4 separate regions of the Homo sapiens genome follow, and regions 2, 3 and 4 are each linked to region 1. The links are chromatin loops, found by intact Hi-C in ENCODE. Cell type or tissue: sigmoid colon. All regions are shown on one strand.

Region 1 (5,000 bases):
TGGGAAACATCCTGCCCCATAGTATGTTATGATGATCCAATTGATGTAAGTAAAAGTATTCCATGATCCATAAGGAGCTTTGTAACCGTTAGCTTTTCTGGTAAACACCAAGAACCCTGAACTATTGGTATACATTCTATTCTATGATTTATGACTGGGGGTTCATTCTGGAAACAAGAAAACTAGATAACAATGGCATGCAACGTGAGGACTAGATGAACTCTAGAGAGAACAAAAGTGTCACGTTGTTCAGAGAATGACAGGGACCACAGAGAAAAGGAAAACAAGTGTGGATGCTGTCTTGGGCTCATCTGCTTTCCTTGGAGTGGAGCTGGGATGGGATGGGAGAGTGGAGGGTAAATGTAACAATTAATAGCTTAGAAACTCAGAATTTTTTGCCCCTGAGAAGTCTCTAGATGCTATGCCAACAAAGCTATCTACCTCCCAAGAGGAGTAAGGGTAAACATGGAAATCGTTTTCCTCTGCCCCTCACAACTCACATCTTAACAGAACTGCAAAGGTGACAGAGCCAATAGGATGAATGGCAATTGGGCCCATAAGGCCTATCCTAGGCAGGCTGCAAGATGGCTTCCAATAATCTCACCTCTTGGTATTCACATCCTTGTGAAATCCCCTCCCCTGAGTATGAACTGCATCTAATGACTCACTTCTAATAAACAGAATATGGTCTAAGTGATGGAATGTCACTTCTGAGATTAGGTCACAAAAAAAGTTGGCTTCCATCTTGAGCACTCTCTTACACTCTCTTTCTCGTTCATCTTAAGGGAAGCCAGCTGCCATGTTACAAACTGCCCTATGGAGAGGCCCATGTGGCAAGGAACTAAGGGAGTTTTCCAGCCAAGAGGCAGCAAGAAACTAGGGTTTTTAGTTCAACAGCCTGTGAGGAGCTTAATCTTGCCAATATCCATGTGAGTGAATTTGGAAGTGGATTCTCCTCCTGTTGAGCCTTCAGATGAGACCACATCCTTGGCCAAAATCATGACTGTAGCCTCATGGAGAGACTCTGAGACAGAGGCAGACAGCTAAGGCATACCCAGGTTCCTGGCCCACAGAAACTGAGATAACAAATATTTGTTTAAAGCAACTAACCTTTGGAGTGCTTTGTTACCCACCAAGGGATAACCAATAAAAAGCCCCTAGCAGACCTATCAAGGAAAAATCTCACCCACAAAACTGAGACAGAGAAGGACTTCTACTCTGGCAGCAGTGGGAGAAATTTCACTGCATAATTCCTTCTTCCCCATTCCATCTCCAGAGGACACCATTTCTACTAAAGTAAGGGAACCTATGTAAGTAAAGAATTTAGGCCTATAACATACTACAAAAATGAAGCTGCCCTTCCAACAAAGCAGATTTTGACAAGGTCATTTTGACACAGTGGATATACTAATATGACTAGAGGGGTTGCAGGTGGGGTATGGATGTAGGGCAAGATACGGGGGGAAGGCTCAGAGATGGAGTTAGGGTACTTGCCTTACACATTACTGGAGAGGTATAGAGATCTGACATTTTCATGGTTTCTTTTGAAAACTAAGTAAAAATGTTCTTGGCACCAAAATGACTTTGTGAAAGTAGCCAGATCAAAGTGTCAGGTTCTGTCATAGGACTATTTTATTCAACCCTACTACATAAACACTGTTTGGACTCCACCTAGGCACTGAAGCCAGGAAGATTGCCGCTAATCTTCCTTTACACACACACACACACACACACACACACACACACGGCTCAGGAGTAGGTTTCCAGAATCCAACAGCACGGGGTCTAGAATGGAGTAAGTTTTAAGGCCATCACCTGTCACATGCCTGACTTGGATTTGGGCTGTTCTGATTCAGAGGCTGACAGCTGCCTGCCTAGAGACTGGCGCCCCACCAAAGACTCTGTGGAGCCCTGGTCATCATGGGGTCCTATGGGAGTTTTCCCTGAATTGCTCACCAATCCAGAACACAAGAACGCAGAAACTATTGTGCATGGTGGACCCAAAGAGTGCCTTTAATTTGGAATCGATCCTGTTTGTTTTCTGAAGCTCTCTGCATTGTTAAAGCCATTGATTTACCAACATTTAATAAAGAGGAGAATGTTTCCTAAACCTCTGCAAGGTTGTGTGGTCAGAGATGGGATTACGCACTGCTCAGCACCAAGAGATCGAACCAGATGCACTAGGGACGAGCCCTTCCAGTCCAACATCTCAGCCCTCGCGCTACTTTGCCTCTGTACCTCGGTTTCCTCCTGGGTAAAAATGAGGATTGAGGTCTGCTGCACCCTGTCTCCCTTCCAGCTCGAACCTCCTGCATGTCTCTGAAACCTCTTGGCACAGCAGTCCCCAGGAAATGGAATGTACTGAAGTTTCCTAATGTCCCACCAAATGAATTCCTTATGAGCCCGACTTCTGGGTTTGTACTCACCAAGAAAACACTGCAAGCCCTGACCTTCCAAAAACTCAGCTTGTTCTCATTCCCGGATGCGTTTTCAAAAGAGAAAAGCTAACTTTTGCCCTCTAGGGTGGGAAATGTGAAAGGCACAAGTGCAGAGCTCTGTGAATTGAGACCACAACAAACCCTGCCTGGGCATGGAGCCCACAGAGCGGGCGCTAAACAGCCTTTGCAACCACAGAGTGGATATTCTAGACGCAGAAGGTGCCCAGATGGGCCCTGCTTTCATTCTCTTGCCAACTGCCGTAAACCTGTTTCTGTCCCGTTGGAGCTGCAACGTGGAGCCAGAAATCTGGAAGAATTTAACACCCAGTCAATTCAGACACAGGAAAACATTGTTCAAAGTAAACACTGGAATCCCTCCCTCATCATCCAGGAATGTGGAGCCAGCAGGGTCTGAGCTCAGCAGCTTCTCAAAAAAGCCCCCCTGAGCTGCTTTGCTTTTGGGGCCACAGACAGGGAGGGCCAGGAGGGGCTCCACATGCTCCACACGCTGCCAAGACAGGGACGAGGCTAGGAGGTCAGTGCACGGGGCTTCTCCTCTCCCAGGGAAACATGGGCAGTGTTGTCCACAGCCTCCAGCTAAAGAACCCTCTGTTCCCCCACAGGACCCAGCTTGTGTGCAAAGGCCGCTGAACTTGTGAAAGCCCGAAGGAAACAGAGAGGGGCTCAGGACGCTGTGAGACTTTTCCATTTCCTTTGCCTCCCAGCAGGCCGTGAAAGAGTCACTTTTCCTTGAGGAAGAAAGAAGGCTCTGTGTGCAGGGCAAGGGTACAGTCCTTCTAACCAAAAGATGTGTGTGCTGCATGGGATGTGGCCACCGACATTCATTTCGCTTTTACTGGGACTTAACGAATTCCATCTCTCAATAGCCATATGCCAGGGTCCCACCCTGTTTCCTCTGGCTCTGGAGGGTGGAGAGGAAGGACTTGCTTTACCCAGGGGTCTATAAGGAATCTTGGAAAGACACTGCCCCTTAAATCACTTCTGTGTCACTGTGTCACCTTTGTGTCACTGTGTCCCTCTGCCTAAAATTCCACCTAAATTCCATTCATGAAGATGCAGGCCTGAACTGAATTGTTGGAAGATTTCTCACAGTCAGAGTGGAGGGGGGAACCTTCACATTAGGAACGTTCAAGGAGAAGAATGAAGAGAGTCCAAAGATGACCACTTGGCCACCAGAAGCTCTGAGTAGAGTCCTACTCAGTAGCGGGGCTGCTGGGCGGCAGCAGAGGCAAGTCGGGTCATTGTGAAGAGGCCCAAGAAACAAACCACTAAATGTCCAGCATGACAGTCTGTCTCATCCTGGCCTTCACTCCTGTATCCCCGTGACAGCCACGGTGTTCACCCATTCCTGAACCCTGAGGGATACACCACCGAAGGCTTATTAATCCACTCATTTAATCTGAATTATTGAGGGCCTCCTACTGAGCCAGGTGAGCAGGAGGGATACTGTCCCTGCTGTGGGGGAGCCTGTATAATCCAGACAGAGGCTGTCAAGGGGTGGTTCTGGGATCACCATCACCAGCAGCAGCAACACCAGGGAGTTTGTTGGAAATGCAATTCATTGGATCCCACCTTAGCCTACTGAACTAGAAGCTCTGCAGGCTGGGCCCAGCAATCTATTTTCACAAGCCTTCCTGGGGATTCTGTTGCTCATGAAAATTTAAGGACCATTGAGCAGGTCTGTCACTGCCTCACTTGGTAATAAAGAAAATCTGCAATTTTCATGATTTGCCTTGGGGAGGTCACAGAAATGGCGTGAGGGCTCCTATGCTCCTAGACTCAGAACAGCTATGCCAAACTGTGCTGTCATTTGGAAATTTTTGGTTCCAGTTTCAGGAACACTTTTTCTACCTCAGTTTGGCCACTGTTTCATGGTGATTTCTAAAACTTTTTTTGCAGAAGAGGCAGGAACCTCCCCTCCACTCATGAACAACAAGACAAATGGAGCTTCTTTTGACTTGTAGCACCCACCCCAACAGGGGCTCTGCCATCCTTTCTGAAGGTGGCTCTGAGAAGGCCATTTGCACTGTTGTCTTCAGGCCCCTCCCCACACTGTTCTCTCACTCTTGATAGGTGTCAAGGAACGTATACAGCCAGGCTTCTCTATTGAGTTGATTTCTTTTTTTTTCTTTTTTTTTTTTTTTTTTTTTGTGAGACAGAGTCTCGCTCTGTCACCTAGGCTGGAGTGCAGTGGCGCGATCGCAGCTTCCTGCAAGCTCCGCCTCCTGGATTCACGCCATTCTCCTGCCTCAGCCTCCTGAGTAGCTGGGACAACAGGCACCCGCCACCACGCCTGGCTAATTTTTTTTGTATTTTTAGTAGAGACAGGGTTTCACTGTGTTAGCCAGGATGGTCTCGATCTCCTGACCTCGTGATCCGCCCGCCTCGGCCTCCCAAAGTGCTGGGATTACAGGCATGAGCCACCGTGCCCAGCCTCTACTGAGTTCATTTCTAAAGAGATGCACCAACCAATGAGGTAGAATTCCATTCATTCACTCAGCAGATGACTTCCATGCTGCCATACGGAATGATCTCCTTTGC
Region 2 (5,000 bases), 150 kb before region 1:
TATGCTTGCAATTTCTCAGACCTCGAGGGCTTCACTCTTGCTGTCCCCTAAGCTCAGAATGCTCCTAACCCATTCTTCATCCCGCTAATTTATCCCATCCTCAAATCCTAGGTGAATTAACACTTCTTCCGGAAGTCCCTCCCTTAAACCGGAAACCATCTGCTGCCCAGTGTTGTGACTTCCAAAAGGACCAAGCCTTTTACGGCACTCAGGGTCTTGTGATTGTCTGCTTGCAACATCTGCTGTCCTTGCCCAGGGCTACATCCACAGCCGCTCCTGCAAAAATACAGGTGTGCAAAAACTACTTATTGGGTGAAGACCAACTTTCATGCCCTAGGTGAAACGGAGGACGTCTTGGGAGGTAGAGAGTTGCCCAAGGTCTGAATCCATGGGATCTACTAAGAACAAGACCCAGACCCAAGGCAATAAAAAGGAAGGAAAGGCAGGACGGAGCCTGGAGCATTCGCTTCCAAGCCACTTGTAGGTGGCCTAAGAAGAGGAAGGCTGTGGTAAAGGCCCCCACGCAGGCTGATTGAAGCAACAACAGGCCATGGGAACATATCCACGCTGTGCAACACCTTTCATCTTACAAGCTCTACTGTCTCCTGCTTTCCAATGGGGAGGGGAAGAATTAAAGTTTAAGTGCCAAAGTTTGGTTTTGTCTGGGGACGGTAAACACAAAACCTGAGAACTCATCAGAAAGCAAATTTCTTGTTATTGTTTAGGCCAAACTGAATTAAAAAAGAAAGGCTTTTTAAAGATCCCAGGGTATAAAATATCACTAGCAAAGAAATACATCTTCGGCGAGGCTGCCGCAGATGGCTGGTAATGGGATTTTTGATGGTGGATTGTTTACAATCACACGGGGCCTGCCTCTTGTCTCCCACCCTCCCTGGCTTCAACAGGAACCCTGAACCCCAACGTAGGAAACAGAGCAGGATGATATATGTGTCTTTACTCCTTTCAGCCAAATACGAGTCTAGTGGAAATTTTATCTGGGAGGGAACATTTGAAAATATACATGTCAAAACATCAATGCTAAAAAAAAAAAAAAAATCGAGATATAGAACGTAGGCAGTTAGAATACTTGTTTTCACACTGCTGCATGGACACAACTAGGGAATAACATGCTTCCACTTCTCTCATCGTTAATTAGAAATATATTTTTCATCATCTTCAAGGCCCTATTTCACTCCCAGTTTCCTTGTTCTTGGCTGATTGCAGAGAGCTGTTCTGCTGAAGTCACTCTTTCTCTTTCTTTCTTCTTTTTTTTGGAATTACAGAACCACAAAATGTCTTGCATTCAAATACAAATAAAGCTACCACAGTTTATTTATATATATGTGTGTGTGTGTGTGTGTGTGTGTGTGTGTGTGTGTGTGCATATATATATACATAAAGATTATTTAAGTAGAGCAGAGCCTGGTCTGTCTGGCCTGCCACCAAAAATGCCAAGAATGTTTAGAATCACTTTTGAAATAACTCGTTTAGAACATTTTTAAATAAAAGTAAGTCTTGAAATGAAAACAGCAATTTTTCTCAGTCCCCACTCCCCTTAGTTTATGATCTTTATTTTTTCTAAATCTAGACCGCCGAAGGGCTGCTTTCAGAACCATCCATTTAAAAAGGAAAGTAATCCCCTCCCCCAATAATAATCCTAAAGATTTTTGGCAAGGATATTTTAACAAGAAAACTTGACAGAAACAAAAGTAGGTTTTGTTCAAAAGTCAGTAAAGGAGCAGAGGAAATAGACATACCATGAAGTCGGCAGGAAGTGAAAGAAAAGCAAATTCTGTTTAGCCAGGAATAGGAAAAAAAAAAAAAAGAGTAAAAATCATTCAGCTCCTCAGGAGAAGCTGTGAATGCCTCATTGTTTGATAATTCCGAAGTCCTATTAGACCACTACCCAAAACTCATTTTAAAAGCAACCCTGTGTCTGTCTAACGGCAGTATAAACAATTTATTTGTTCCCATCTCCACTTTTGATGACTCTGCAGAGATTTTTGGAGAACGAAACATCAGTTCAGCTTCTCCTAATAACATTTACATAAAGTCAAAACTGGTGATCTAACTCTAATAGGCCAAGTGGGTGTGCACTCACTGCTGGGTTCTTCTAAAGCAGAGAGGTGCCTCCAGTTGGCTGTCTAGGGGCCCATGTAGTCTCTGGAGTGGAGAGCTGCTTATCCTAAATAATGAGCTGTGCATGAAGAGGGGTTCTATGGAACCCACTTTGAAAAACATGCAGCCTGAGTGATCTCTTCTGTGGCTATGGCCTAGATAACAGCTCCACCAGGAGAAATACAACTCATCCTGGAAATGAAGATCATTTGCGTACAACCTAAAGCACGCTTCATGGCACTCAACACAGACAACATGCGTGCTATACACGTAAGGTGTTTCATCATAATGATCTCCTCTGTGACCTTCAGTTTCATCCTCTGTGTGAGAGGGAGATGAGCATGCAGCATTTACTTTGCCAACTCTTCTCAAATGAGATCAGGTACCTGACAGGGGGATGGTAAATGCATTACACAACGTAAAACACAGGAGAAAGAGAAGCAAATGGCTTGGTGGAATAGAACTCTGGGGTGAGACAGGCAAAGACTCAAACTGCAGCTCTCTCACCACTAAATGTGGCCTGGGCCAAGCCACTCACCCACTCCTGCCTCAGTTTCCTCACTTGTAATATGAAGGTAATGAATGAGATAGTATAAAGTGCTTAGGGCAGTGCCCAGCATCGAGTCAGGTTAAGAGATGGTAGCAGCTATTATTATCATTGCATTGATTATCGCCATCATTATCTTTACTATTATTATCATCATCATCAATGTTGGCCTCACAAGATCCCCCTTCCTTCCATTTCAGGAAATCCACTGTCTCAAACCACCACTTATTTCTTTATTTTATCCTTAGGATCAATCCTTCAAGATAAGAGAATTTTATCGTGGAAGCAGAGCGAGTGGCATCTCCCCACTGCACCAGAAAGGCTTCTGGAGTTCACGCACTGCCCTTGGCTCCTCCAGTTGCTATCAAGTTGATTTACTTCTGCATGGAGCATCTTAGGACCTAAGAATAGCAATGATGAAACCCAGAAAGAAAAGGCAGACTCACAGGTATTGGGAAATTGGAAATGAAGCCGGATTGTGGCGGGGGTAGGGAGGGAATCTTGGCCAGTTCATTACAAGTCCATCCCAAAATGAATCTTCAAAGTGAAAATAATAATAAAATTCATGTAGTGTTTAGTAGATAAACTGTGGGGTCAGATTCCTCCTGCTGTGTATATATAGGAGCTGTGCTCGATGAAGACCAGCTGGCTTTGATTTCTACTGAGAATGAAACACATTGAAATAAACTTAAATGAGATCCTCAGTCACAAAGACAGCAAATGAGTAGATAGGAGTCAGTGGAATTGGTACTGAAAGTCCCTTTTCTGTCGCGTTCCCCATGCTGAGAAATACACAGAAAGTCACAAACTGCTGCTTATAAGACAGGAGTTCTGGAAACTCCGAAGACTCCAAGAACATGCAAAAGAACCCGAACACCACACTGGCCTCCCCGAATGAGTTAAAGGCTTAATAGCACTTTTTGTGTGTGTAGCGTTGATGTCCTTTCCTTTTTTAAGGATTTGTGGTAAAATATACATAACATAAAACTTTAACCAATCTTAAGTGTACAGATCAGTGGCATTAAGTACATTCACACTGTTGGTGCAACCGTCACCGCCATCCATCTGCAGGACTGTTTCATCATCCCACACTGAAACTCTTCTGCATTCAACATCTCCCCATTACTACCATTCTCACAGAAGGCTCCTACATGCTGCGTATGGGCAGAAAGCAGCTTTCTAAAGAGCCAGGCACCACAGTTGGTCTGGTGGCCCTCCGAGCGAGCCCCGAGCCTTCCCCTCCCACCTTACCGTAGCTGAGCCATGTCTCGGCACAACTCAATGTTCGGCCGTCTTGTGCGCTCATCCAGTCTGGTCTGAGCCACCTTCAGGAAGGCAGTCTTGTCCTTGATGGCCTTCTTGATGGATTCTATGGTCATTTCAGTCTGGAAAATCTCCTGCAGGGTCTGTGACAAAGAGAAGCAACTGCCTGAGGCTTTGGTGTGGTCCCTTCAACAACCCGCCTCCCACCTCTTGCCTGTCCACTCCATGTCCAGCACGTGCCTTGACCTCGCTGATGAGGAAGTTGCTTCACCAAGACCGTCTATCCTTTCCAGCCCTGCCCCAGGGAACCCACGTGTCTCACTGGAGCTGGCATGCACCTGCTCTGGAGAGTGGGCGGCGCCTCTCTCCCCAACCCTAGGCTTGGCAACCTCATTTTGGTAGCTGGAAATCAGCCAGGGTGGGAGTATTTCAACTACAGAAATTGGCAAATGCTCCAAATTAGGGGCTCCCTGCAAGCTGCCCCCAATGGCCGTTGTTAATTACTGACCAGCACACCTCTGTGTTCTGATAAAAGTGAGGCTTTGAGTGGCCCTGATCTCCCTCCTCACATCCATATATCTGTGCATCTCTTCCCACTTTCTCTTCCTACCAACTTGAGCATTGCTTTCCTGCTCACAGAGGATTTCCCTTGCAGAGAATCAGGCTTCAGTTTCAGGTACCTCACTTGCAATAGAGGAGTACTGGCAGTTTTGTATTCCTGATTTTGTATTCGTTTTTTCTTAAAGAGGCCACCACCCCAAATTGCGTAAACATGGATCCCCCTTTGGTTCTCCCTCCTCTTTCTCTGTAAAGAGAGTCCCTGTCCTATGCTCTGAAAAGCCTCCCTTCTCCACGCATCTTGATCTCTGCACTCCTGTAGCTCCACATCCTCCCCATTACTGTCCCTCTTCCTGGGTTCCCTTCCATGGCCTGGAGACACAACCAAGAATCATCTTTTTTTTGGAAACCCTATGTTTTTACCACCACTCTCCCATCCAGTCCCAACTGAGTCCTCTGCCAAATGTATTCAACCATGGCTGTGCCCACTGCCTTCACTTCCCACCCACCCAGT
Region 3 (5,000 bases), 110 kb before region 1:
CATTATAGGGAGATCCTTATAACCTAAAGAAGCAGATAGAAACACAGATGGGATACTTAGAGTGGGGAAAAATGCTTGGTTTAATGTTGTTAAGAGTCATTAAATGGTAACCATTGGATTATGGATAGTGTTGTGTTATAGATTGTATTTTGTACTATGTATTTAAAAAACGGGGAACTATACCAAGGCTACCTAAAAAGATCTGACATTTTAAGATCTGAGGGCATTTATAATATGCTCTCTATGATTCTGTAGAAACCGAGTATTATAAAGAAACATTGACTACTACTAACAGAAGGACACAAACTGGTCTAAGGAGGCTGATATCTTATCAGAGGTACATGGTGTTTCATCCAGATAAGCCAATAGGACCTTTATTAGTTTAGAACAATTACCTTTTGAGCTCAGCTACTACCACTAGTAAGAAGTTAGAATCTTCTTAAGAGGAAGACAGAGCATGTCAAACAGAATCAGAGAGTCAACATCTCTAATTTACCATCAGTCATGCAATCACTGAACAATTTGTAACTCTCAGTAGCATGCAAGACAATGAATTATGAAATGTGAGTGACAGTGGTGTACTGGAACTGGGTCATACTGGCTTGCAAGACTATTGTTAAATTTTCAAGAATTTTGCAAGCTCATTAAGCACAGCCTTTATTAAAAACTACATTATATAAATTTACTGTTTAGTAAATTATATTAAAACAATGGCAACAGATACCCAAAATTTATCACCTTCTAATTATTTCACAATATTTTATTGTTTTATGTCTTGAAGTTTATTTTCATCTATTGTATCTTTATAATGGAAACACTTTATCGTGATGTACTACTGAGCATCTCTTCCCAACTCTGACATCAGCAACATTGGTAGCTTGAAAATGACTACAGTGGGAGTATTTACATTATGGAAATGATCAATAGCCACAAAGCAAGGCTTGATTTATAGTTTTGTTGATTGTCTAAACTCAAGAAAGTGATGGAAAGTATAATGCACATTAAAGTATCTCCTGTTTGTAGCCATGAAATTGTGACAGGCACACACACACACACACACACAAATTGAAGCTACATTCTCCCACTATTTGAAAATAATTATCTGATTCAGCAAAGAAGTCATTCGTGTCATTAAAGTTTCCATATACATCTTCATTTTTGTCTTGTTAATGTGAACGGAGCTGTCAACCAACATTCATGTTGGACTCCTCTTATTCATTAATTGCAACTACAGGTTGGTTAGAAATACAAGAGTTTGGCAAAAATCAACAAAATAATTCTGTAAAAACCAACTGGCTATATGGAATTTATAATACAGAGTATTTGTATATTTTATTACTATTTATAAATTATAAGCTAAGAATTGTTTAATATCATTAAAATATAATAAACATTATGTACAGATACATACATTTTTCCCCAGAGATTCAGCTGTTAAATGTTTGTATCACTGTGAATGGGCCCCTGTTTCTGTCCTTAAGAGGTTAACATTTGGTGGGACGTGGGCAAAAATCCTACAGTGCAGGCTCTGGTGTGGTCAAAGCCATCAGAAAGAAACCCAGTCTCTTCGGAGCTCAGAAGAGGAAAAAGCACTGCCAGCCAGGAAAAACTGAAAGTTTTCATTTACGGGCTACAGAGAAAATTGTGTAGATCTTTAAACTGACAAGAGTTTGTGGAAACAAAAGCAGAGTTGGATATAGATAGATGTGCTGTATTTTTATAAAATATTTGAAATGTCATTTCTCAGTGATTTAATAAGAAAGTTAATTTATTTTTGTTGACATTGTTGGAAATAGTTTATCTTTTGTTTATAAACCAGAAACAGCCAGAGTCTGGCGTGTGTTAACTTGAGTCTGATTTGTGCTGGTCTTTGTCTAATTTACGTTCGCTTCAGTCAGCCAGTTATGAGGTTGCCAGGCTGTGGAGATGAAGGTGGCAGATAGCGGGCTGAGTCTTCCACAACCTTAGCGCAAGCTTCCAACACAGCTTGTCAGGCTATATAGGGAAGAATCTATTCAGCTTAGGGTGTGCGTGCTGACTGTGGGCCCCTGGGGAAGGAAGCCTCTCTAGCTATCTCTTTACGAAGCTATAGCAGACGCTGTCCACACTTCAACCCATGTCTCCTCGGACCCTTTGATCATTTTCCTGAGCACAGACTCCCCGTATGCTTATTCTTACATCTCCTTGAAGATGAACTGTCCTCAGGCTGCCAGAATCTACTTTGCTTAGGCAAGAAAGCCTGGAAGTGCTTGGGAATTTGTGCCTCAGGCCAATCCATAACCAAAGACTAATGAGTTCTGGGGTATAAATACCCCAGATGCTCTTCTCCTGAGGCGTGACCCTCTGAGGCATGACCTACCCTGTTTCCAGAGCTCCTCCTGTGGGAATGAACCAAAGTTACCCTCCTGGGACTTTGCTGGATACCACATTCCTGCATCTCCCAACTTCCCTTCTATAATAGATCCTACTTCCCCATTTCTTTCCCAGTTTTTCCCAGTAGAACATTTCTTGATAAATCACTTTCACACTAATCCTTGGAGTCTTCTTCTGGTGAACCTGACCTAAGACAGTGGCCATGTTTTATGTGGTGTGTTCCCCACCCCCATTTATTGGCCATGAATGTTTGGACCACAGGTAAACACCCAGCTCAAAGGTGGCCCCTCTGTGGACTGGCCAGTGGATTGAGGTGGCATAGCTCAAGTGCCAACCTAGGCAGATCCTCTCTCTCATGGGGTTTGATATTGAGTCATATAGAGAGTGACTGAGTCATCATATTTGATATTGCAAAACTCTGGCTGAGATTCACGACTCGATCTGCCAAGAAGCAATGAGATAACTCTCACTGGAGCCTTCTTACATTCTGAAGGACTTTGTCGTTTGCAAACATGCTCCCATTTCCATGGCATTTCTTAATTCTATGTGATTCCTTCCTATAATCCTCATTACTCAAGGTAATGGGATGTCTCTGGTCCTCAAAAAGCCTAAAATACAAGCTAGGAATCACCTCATTGAGGGACCTAATTTTCTGGCCATTTATTGCTGAATTATTTAGGGAAAGGGCCCTGAAAATTATCAAAGAGGCCATAATGATTTGAGTAGAAGCAACATGGAGCCAAATTAGCATTCATATAAGTTGGATAATGAAGATGAGGGAATCTATTTGAGATATTAAAAAGCTGAAAGGAAGCAGACTAGTGTTCTTACCTGAGGTAGAAAAAGCAGCTGAACCTCCTTTTGTCTTCCATATCTTCTGTCTTCCTCTCATTTGCAGCAGCCAAGATGGGGCTATCAAGTTGGGGAGCAGATAGTAGAAACAATGAGGGAAGAGTCTATATACTAGGAGTGTTGGAGCCCTTGAGTTTACAGTTGCCTTTTAAGTCTTTCAATGTCTTTTACTCAAGAAAGCACTTTAGTTCTAGTGATGAAAGAATCAGGCTAGACCAGAAACTGAGGCATGCTGTTTAGGGCTTGTTCTCTATCTAGATTAAAAAGGAGCTTTTGACCCAGCCCAGATCACTAGGGGCAAAAAAGAGACAGGAATTCAGGGCAGATATTTTGTTCAGAAATGCAGGTCGAACAATCTTTGGGGTATCAGGCCAGGTAGGGTATGGAGATGAGAGGTACCAACTCTACAATTCTCCATATTGAAAATGGAAGGTCAATATTTTATAGCCACAAGCAAATGCAAACAAATACAATTCATGTTTGCCTGGAATCAACATCACCTCCCCCTCTCCCACTCTGCACTTCTCTGAAATACTCATAAAAATCCTAAGTGCTCCTCAAAAGCCAATAATTAGCTCATCAGAGTCACACTACACAGACATATCTCCTCTGCTAGTACATTCCCTAGTGCAGGACAAGACACATCAAAATTGCCCAGAGAGCTTTTAAAATGTAGATTTCAGGGTCTCATCCCAAGAGGAACTGATTCAGTAAGCCAAGGATGAGGTCTGCGAACCCATACAAACTTTATTACAAATGAGCAGTTTACTTGGATTTGAGCAATGATACTAGATCTTAAATTTTATACAGATGATCTTACTGTATGTTAATCTTAAGGCTTTTTAAAGGCAAAGAAACTATCTTCTTTATTGATTTCCTTTGTTTGAGGTGCATATTTTTATGCGTTCATAAGCTATATTATAAACAGCTGCCAATTTTTGGCTAGTGAGATTTTAAAAGTAGTTATTTATAGGTCTAATTTAACTTTAAATGTTTTAAAGTCTCTAAGAGGAACCTTCAAATCTCTCCTGTTCCTCCCTCATCTGCTCTATGAAGCACACATTTTCTTTGAGAAGAGGTTTCAGATAATGGAATTGAAGTTAGTCAAATCACAGAAAGTGAAACCTAGAGGGATTTTAATAGCTCCCCAGTTCAGCCCCCTCATTAGATGAGAAAATTGAGGCCAAAAAGTTTAATTGATTTGCCCAAAGTCAGCCAAGTGCTTGAGACAAGTATCTCCAACATCGTTTGGTCTCTCCCTTATACCCGGGAGGCCTGGTGCGAATATTCTCATTGGAATTTTATTTCTGGTGCCATTCTGCAAACAGCACTTTCTGGCCAAATTGAGCAGATATGAGTGCGCTATCCCTGAAATCACCCCATCTAGGCAGCTCCATCTCCCATCTGCTACAAAGGATCTATCCGCCACTGCCTATAGACTTCCTTAAGGAAGAAACTTCAAAATTCTAAGTTAAAAAAAAAAAAGCAAATTTCATCATGCCTCAAAATACCGTAATGTTTCTCACTTACCTAAATCTCTGGGGCCTGCTTACACATATCTGCTGAGCATATCTACCTAGACATTCTCTTTATATATACATACATAAAAGGTATTTATATAAATACTGTAGGTATTGATATATACATATATACGCATATACACACACTTACATACCTACATATCTACATGTATATCTCTACTTCCCTGTAAATTATTTGTCTGAGTCCAAAGTAAGAGTCATAAACTCCACACTGTATTGGTTCTTCTTATCTCA
Region 4 (5,000 bases), 58 kb before region 1:
CCAGTGTGATTTCCAATGTTATAAGAGGGAAGGCTATCTGGTTTCATCCTTTAGACTCTAGGCAAAAAGAAGCAACTTTGGTACAAGACTGGACACCATGTCCTGGAACTGGAATAAAGAAGGATGAAAAAAATTGGTCAATAGCATTCTCTGCCCACCTACTGAGCTCACGCAATTAGCTCTGTGATGCAGGCCACTCTGAGTCCAGCTTCCCTGGTAAGTCAAAGGTTGTTCCATCACGGATTTTGCCATGATAATGAAAAACAACAACTGGGGCCAGACGCAGTGGCTCACTCCTGTAATCCCAGCACTCTGGGAGACCGAGGTGGATGGATCACGTGAAGTCAGGAGTTCTAGACCAGCCTGGCAACATGTTGAAACCCCGACTCCACTAAAAATACAAAAATTACCCAGGCATGGTGGCGGGCGCCTGTAATCCCAGCTTGGTCAGGAGACTGAGGCAGGAGAATTGCTTGAACCCGGGAGATGGAGGTTGCAGTTAGCTGAGATTGCACCACTGCATTCCAGCCTGGACAACACAGTGAGACCCTGTCTCAAAAAAAAAAAAAAAAGAAAAAAGAAAAAAGAAAAAGAAAACAAAAAGAAAGAAAGAAAAAAGAAAAAAACTGGGTTTCTTATGCACTTAATACCTGCCAAAAGGTGCTCTGGTAAGCCTTGTGCTGACTCGGGCTGAGGGACTCAGGGTCAGCGTTAGAGAGGAGACAGTCGGGCCTGAAGGAAGGGTGGGAGAGGATAGGGCAGAGAGGATCTAGGGGAGGCTGCAGACCTAATAACTGGGGTGGGGGAAGGGTGACGCCCTGCCTTTCTGGACAGGCTCTGCCCCTCTGAATGTGAGGGAACAGCACATTCAGTTCTCTGTGGTTGGTTGAAGACTGATAACAGATCAAGAAGTCTCTTAAGACCGTATGTATTTTCTGTTTAAATTCAAGTTCATTTTTTGGCAAGGATTCCTTCAATAATTCAAAGAACTGAGATTTTGCTTTCATAAATCTAGTGTTCTGACCTGCCAAAAATATTTGCATTTATGAAGAGCAGCAGTGTCCTTGGAGAGCAAATGAGCAGAGTCACGGGAATGGGCAAGCACTTGCCATGGCCAGGCGAAGGGTTTGCCAGTGTGCTTGCTCTCACCACCACCCCACCCCTGTCCTAGCCCTTCGTTGCCATATCCCTTGGTTATAGTCAAAGGCTTTTTCCTGGGGTCCCTGCTACCAGCTTCTCCAGACCCCAATCTACACATTCAGGTGCAGAAACGTCTTCATCAAAGGCTGCTTCAGTCTTTTGCTTTCTTGCTTCGGAACCCAGCAGAGATCTTCAATCCCCCGTCTGAGCCTCATCACTGTCCTCAGATCCCAGTTCACCTTCATCTCTCATTCCTGTCACCTCTCACTGTCTCCATTAGCACCAGCCAAGCCCATCTCATTAACAACCACCGCAGACAACTGGTCTTTTCTGGCATCTGTGCTTTGTCATGAGTCACTTCCCCCATTATAAAACCTCCTCCCTCTTCATCAATTCAGGGCCACCATCTCCTGCAGGACTCAGCTCACCGCCACTGGGAAATGTTCCAAAACAGCCATTTGAGAATTGGTTCATTGTGCCCGGTGTCGCTCAGCCCAGAGACCTTCAGTTTCACCATCTCCAGAAGGAAAAATAATGTCTGGTTTCCTATCAGCACGGGGTACAGGCAGTGTCCTGGCTGTGCAGATGGAGGAGGAAATGGTGGGGGGGGGTCTCTAACATTTTCTTAAACAGTTTTTCAAGGCATGTTCCCTTTTTTTGACCTCTGCTTCTAAGGGCACATGGTGCTGCCATTCCTGGGCCATTAGAGGGTTCTGTGGTCTAAATTGGACCTGCTTTTTGTCTTTCTTCACTCATGGTTAGCAAGGAGCTTTCTACATCTGCTAAATCAGTTGCTATTTGTCCATGTGCTTTATACCTTCCAAAAAGCTGCTGCAACTGACTCCACCCTCCTTTTCTGTATCCTCGCAGCTTTCTGCCTTTTTGTTCCTTAACCCCTCTCTGTAATGTTGATAGAGTTCCACAAACATGTGGCCAAGCTGCCTCTTTAACTGGGAATCCCAAGTGACCGTCTGCTCTTTGCTGCCATGTTCTCTCTCCCCTGAATGTACCTCCCCTCCCCGGCTGTATAATAGACTCCTGGTCACTGTGCCTGCCACTACAGAGTGCAGCTCTCTAGACACACACAGAGATGGCTTTTAACGGATGTCTCAGCAGCCTCTGTTGACTGTGAGCCATTCCAGGGCCACGTGAGTCACTGAGCTTCCTCCAGTGTCTTGTTCTGTCTGCCAGGGCTGGCCAAAGCCCTGGGGAGAGAAACTGGTGTCCCTTCACTCTTTCCCACTTGGCAAGTTATGAAGTACATTCATTGAGCTACGTCCTCTGTCGTGTCACACGTTTCCCATTGGGTCTGTGTTGGGATATGGAGGTACGGTGTCAATCAGACAAACGCAGCCCTCAGCCTGATGTTCTTATTTCCCCCAGAGAAAACAGAAGATGCTTGGGGTTAAGACACTCAGTAAGAAGAGCTTCATACCCCTGGGCCTACACTGACTGATGACACCCTGGTATCGGATCTATTTCTGAACATTAGGGAGAACTGCCGAGGTCCAGCTCTGTTCTGAGCTCCTGCCCTTCCCCATGCACACATCCGGTATACACTGTGCTCTAATCCGCCAGGTGCCCCAGAGACAGGCAAGGAAGAACTGACCCAGGTTGGCGGGTTATTCCTTCCTTCTACCTATATTGTTGGAGTTATGGGCCTTGATTGGTGGAGAGTTTGGGCCTTGATTCAAATAACCAGAACTGGCCAGACTTCCTGGCTCATGCCTGTAATCCCAGCACTTTGGGAGGCTGAGACGGGTGGATCAGTTGAGCCCAGGAGTTCGACACCAGCCTGGGCAACATGGTAGAACCTCATCTCTACTAAGACACAAAAATTAGCCAAGCGTAGCGGTATGCACCTGTAATCCCAGCTACTCAGGAGGCTGAGGCATGAGAATTGCTTGAACCCGGGAGGTGAAGGTTGCAGTGAGCCAAGATCCTGCCACTGCACTCACTCTAGCCTGGGCAACAGAGTGAGACTTGTTCTCAATACTACTACTACTACTAATAAATAAATAAATAAATAAATAAATAAATAAATAACCTGAACTGAGACCCCAGATTTAATCAGATCCATTAGAGGGAGGGCAGCATCCCAAAATTCGGACCCAAGAAAGCAGGAACAGGGTGACTGTGGTCTCACATTGGAGTGCATGATCAATTTGCTCATTTCTTAAGTATGCATTGAGTCCCTTCTCTATGCAAACTCTGTGGTTAGATGCTGGGGGTTCAAGAAAAGCAAGTAGCCTTGGCCCTGTACTACAGGAGATTAGAAGCTATAGAAGATGCAACCAGGTAAATGGGTATCCTCTGTGTGGCAAGTGTTATGCCAGGGTGCTAGAGACAAGTACCAGGAGACTTCAAACTGTTCGTGGAAAAAATGGAATTAAAACATAAATGTTAAAAATGTAATCTTTATTTCTCAACATAACCTCCATCAAGTTCAACACACTTTTGTAAGCAATGATACCAGCCATTTAGTCCATCCTTAAAGAAATGAGGGTCTTGGCCGGGCGCAGTGGTTCAAGCCTGTAATCCCAGCACTTTGCGAGGCCGAGGTGGGCGGATCACAAGGTCAGGAGATCGAGACCATCCTGGCTAACACGGTGAAACCCCATCTCTACTAAAAAAATAAATACAAAAAATTAGCCAGTCGTGGTGGCGGGCGCCTGTAGTCCCAGCTACTCGGAAGGCTGAGGCAGGAGAATGGCATGAACCCAGGAGGTGGAGCTTGCAGTGAGCCGAGATTGCGCCACTGCACTCCAGCCTGGGTGACAGAGTGAGACTCCGTCTCAAAAAAAAAAAAAAAAGAAAGAAAGAGATGAGGGTCTTGAGAATTTAACCATGTTAGTGTAGTCTTTTTTTTTTTTTTTTTTTTTTTTTTGAGACAGAGTCTCACTCTGTCACCCAGGCTAGAGTGCAATGGCATGATCTTGGCTCACTGCAACCTCCGCCTCCTGGGTTCAAGCCATTCTCCTGCCTCAGCCTCCCAAGTAGCTGGGATTACAGGCGCCCGTCACAATGCCCAGCTAATTTTTTGTATTCTTAGTAGAGATGGGGTCACCATGTTGGCCAGGCTGGTCTCAAACTCTTGACCTCAGGTGATCCACCTGCCTCGGCCTCCCAAAGTGCTGGGATTACAGGCATAAGCCATCACACCCGGCCCCAATGCAGTCTTTTTACATTATTAACTGAAGAAAAATGGGTGCCCTTTACATTTTTTTTAATTAGGGAATGAAAAAACAAAGACAGAAGGAGCCAAATCAGGACTGTAAGGTAGATGCCTAATGATTTCCCATCGAAACCCTCACGAAATTTCCCTGTTTGGTGAGAGGAATGAGCAGGAGCATTGTCATGGTAGAAAGGACTCTCTGGTGAAGCTTTCCCAGGCGTATTTCTGCTAAAGCTTTGGCTTTCTCAAAACACTCTCATAGTTAGCAGATGTTATTGTTCTTTGGCCCTCCAGAAAGTCAACAAGCAAAATGCCTTCAGCATCCAAAAAATATTGTTACCATGACCTTTGCCTTTGACTGGTCCGCTTTTGCTTTGACTGGCCCCCTTCCACCTCTTGGTAGCCACTGCTCTGATTATAATTTGTCTTCAGGATCATTCTAGTAAAGCTGTGTTTTATCTGCTGTTATAAGTATTTGAAGAAATGCTTCAGGATCTTGATCCCACCTGTTTAAAATTTCCATTGAAAGCTCTGCCCTTGTTTTCAGCTGATCTGGGCACAACAATTTTGGCACCCATCAAATGGAAATTTGCTCAACTTTAATTTTTGAGTCATAATTGTATAAGCTGAACCTTTGAGATATCTATGGTGTTGGCTTTGGCTATCGTCTCTGCTGTTATTCATC

The links. Hi-C counts contacts between places; a loop is a spot of excess contacts. Peaks named below come from ENCODE experiments on the same cell type or tissue, not always from the same donor. Only the 100,000 strongest peaks of a DNase experiment are listed, where the experiment ranks them.
Region 2: it touches region 1 in a loop (9-fold over the local background); 4 of 110 quality-filtered maps call a loop at or near these places.
Region 3: it touches region 1 in a loop (5-fold over the local background); 6 of 110 quality-filtered maps call a loop at or near these places.
Region 4: a loop joins it to region 1, with 2.6 times the contacts of the local background. A loop is called at or near these places in 5 of 110 quality-filtered maps.

What each region holds. Positions count from the first base shown.
Region 1 is chr17:15,454,852-15,459,851 of GRCh38, forward strand. All of the region lies in intron 4 of TVP23C-CDRT4 (TVP23C-CDRT4 readthrough), which reads right to left. The region is part of intron 1 of CDRT4 (CMT1A duplicated region transcript 4); the gene reads right to left. Among named protein-coding and RNA genes, the nearest start is that of CDRT4, 10 kb to the right of the region's middle. In sigmoid colon, a CTCF peak has its summit at 2,553; DNase peaks (open chromatin) are centred at 1,830, 2,610 and 2,990; H3K27ac peaks cover 1,993 bases.
Region 2 is chr17:15,304,748-15,309,747 of GRCh38, forward strand. It overlaps TEKT3 (tektin 3), which reads right to left. Exons shown (of 9, transcript NM_031898.3): 8 at 3,917-4,071. LOC124903932 (a long non-coding RNA gene) reads left to right here. Exons shown (of 3, transcript XR_007065634.1): 2 at 2,914-3,113. Among named protein-coding and RNA genes, the nearest start is that of TEKT3, 34 kb to the right of the region's middle. In sigmoid colon, no CTCF peak of the experiment used is centred here; DNase peaks (open chromatin) are centred at 3,044, 3,724 and 4,217; H3K27ac peaks cover 1,084 bases.
Region 3 is chr17:15,349,391-15,354,390 of GRCh38, forward strand. No RefSeq gene overlaps it. Among named protein-coding and RNA genes, the nearest start is that of TEKT3, 10 kb to the left of the region's middle. In sigmoid colon, no CTCF peak of the experiment used is centred here; DNase peaks (open chromatin) are centred at 1,961 and 2,761; H3K4me3 peaks cover 710 bases; H3K27ac peaks cover 736 bases.
Region 4 is chr17:15,396,967-15,401,966 of GRCh38, forward strand. No RefSeq gene overlaps it. Among named protein-coding and RNA genes, the nearest start is that of TEKT3, 58 kb to the left of the region's middle. In sigmoid colon, no CTCF peak of the experiment used is centred here; a DNase peak (open chromatin) is centred at 2,286; H3K27ac peaks cover 434 bases.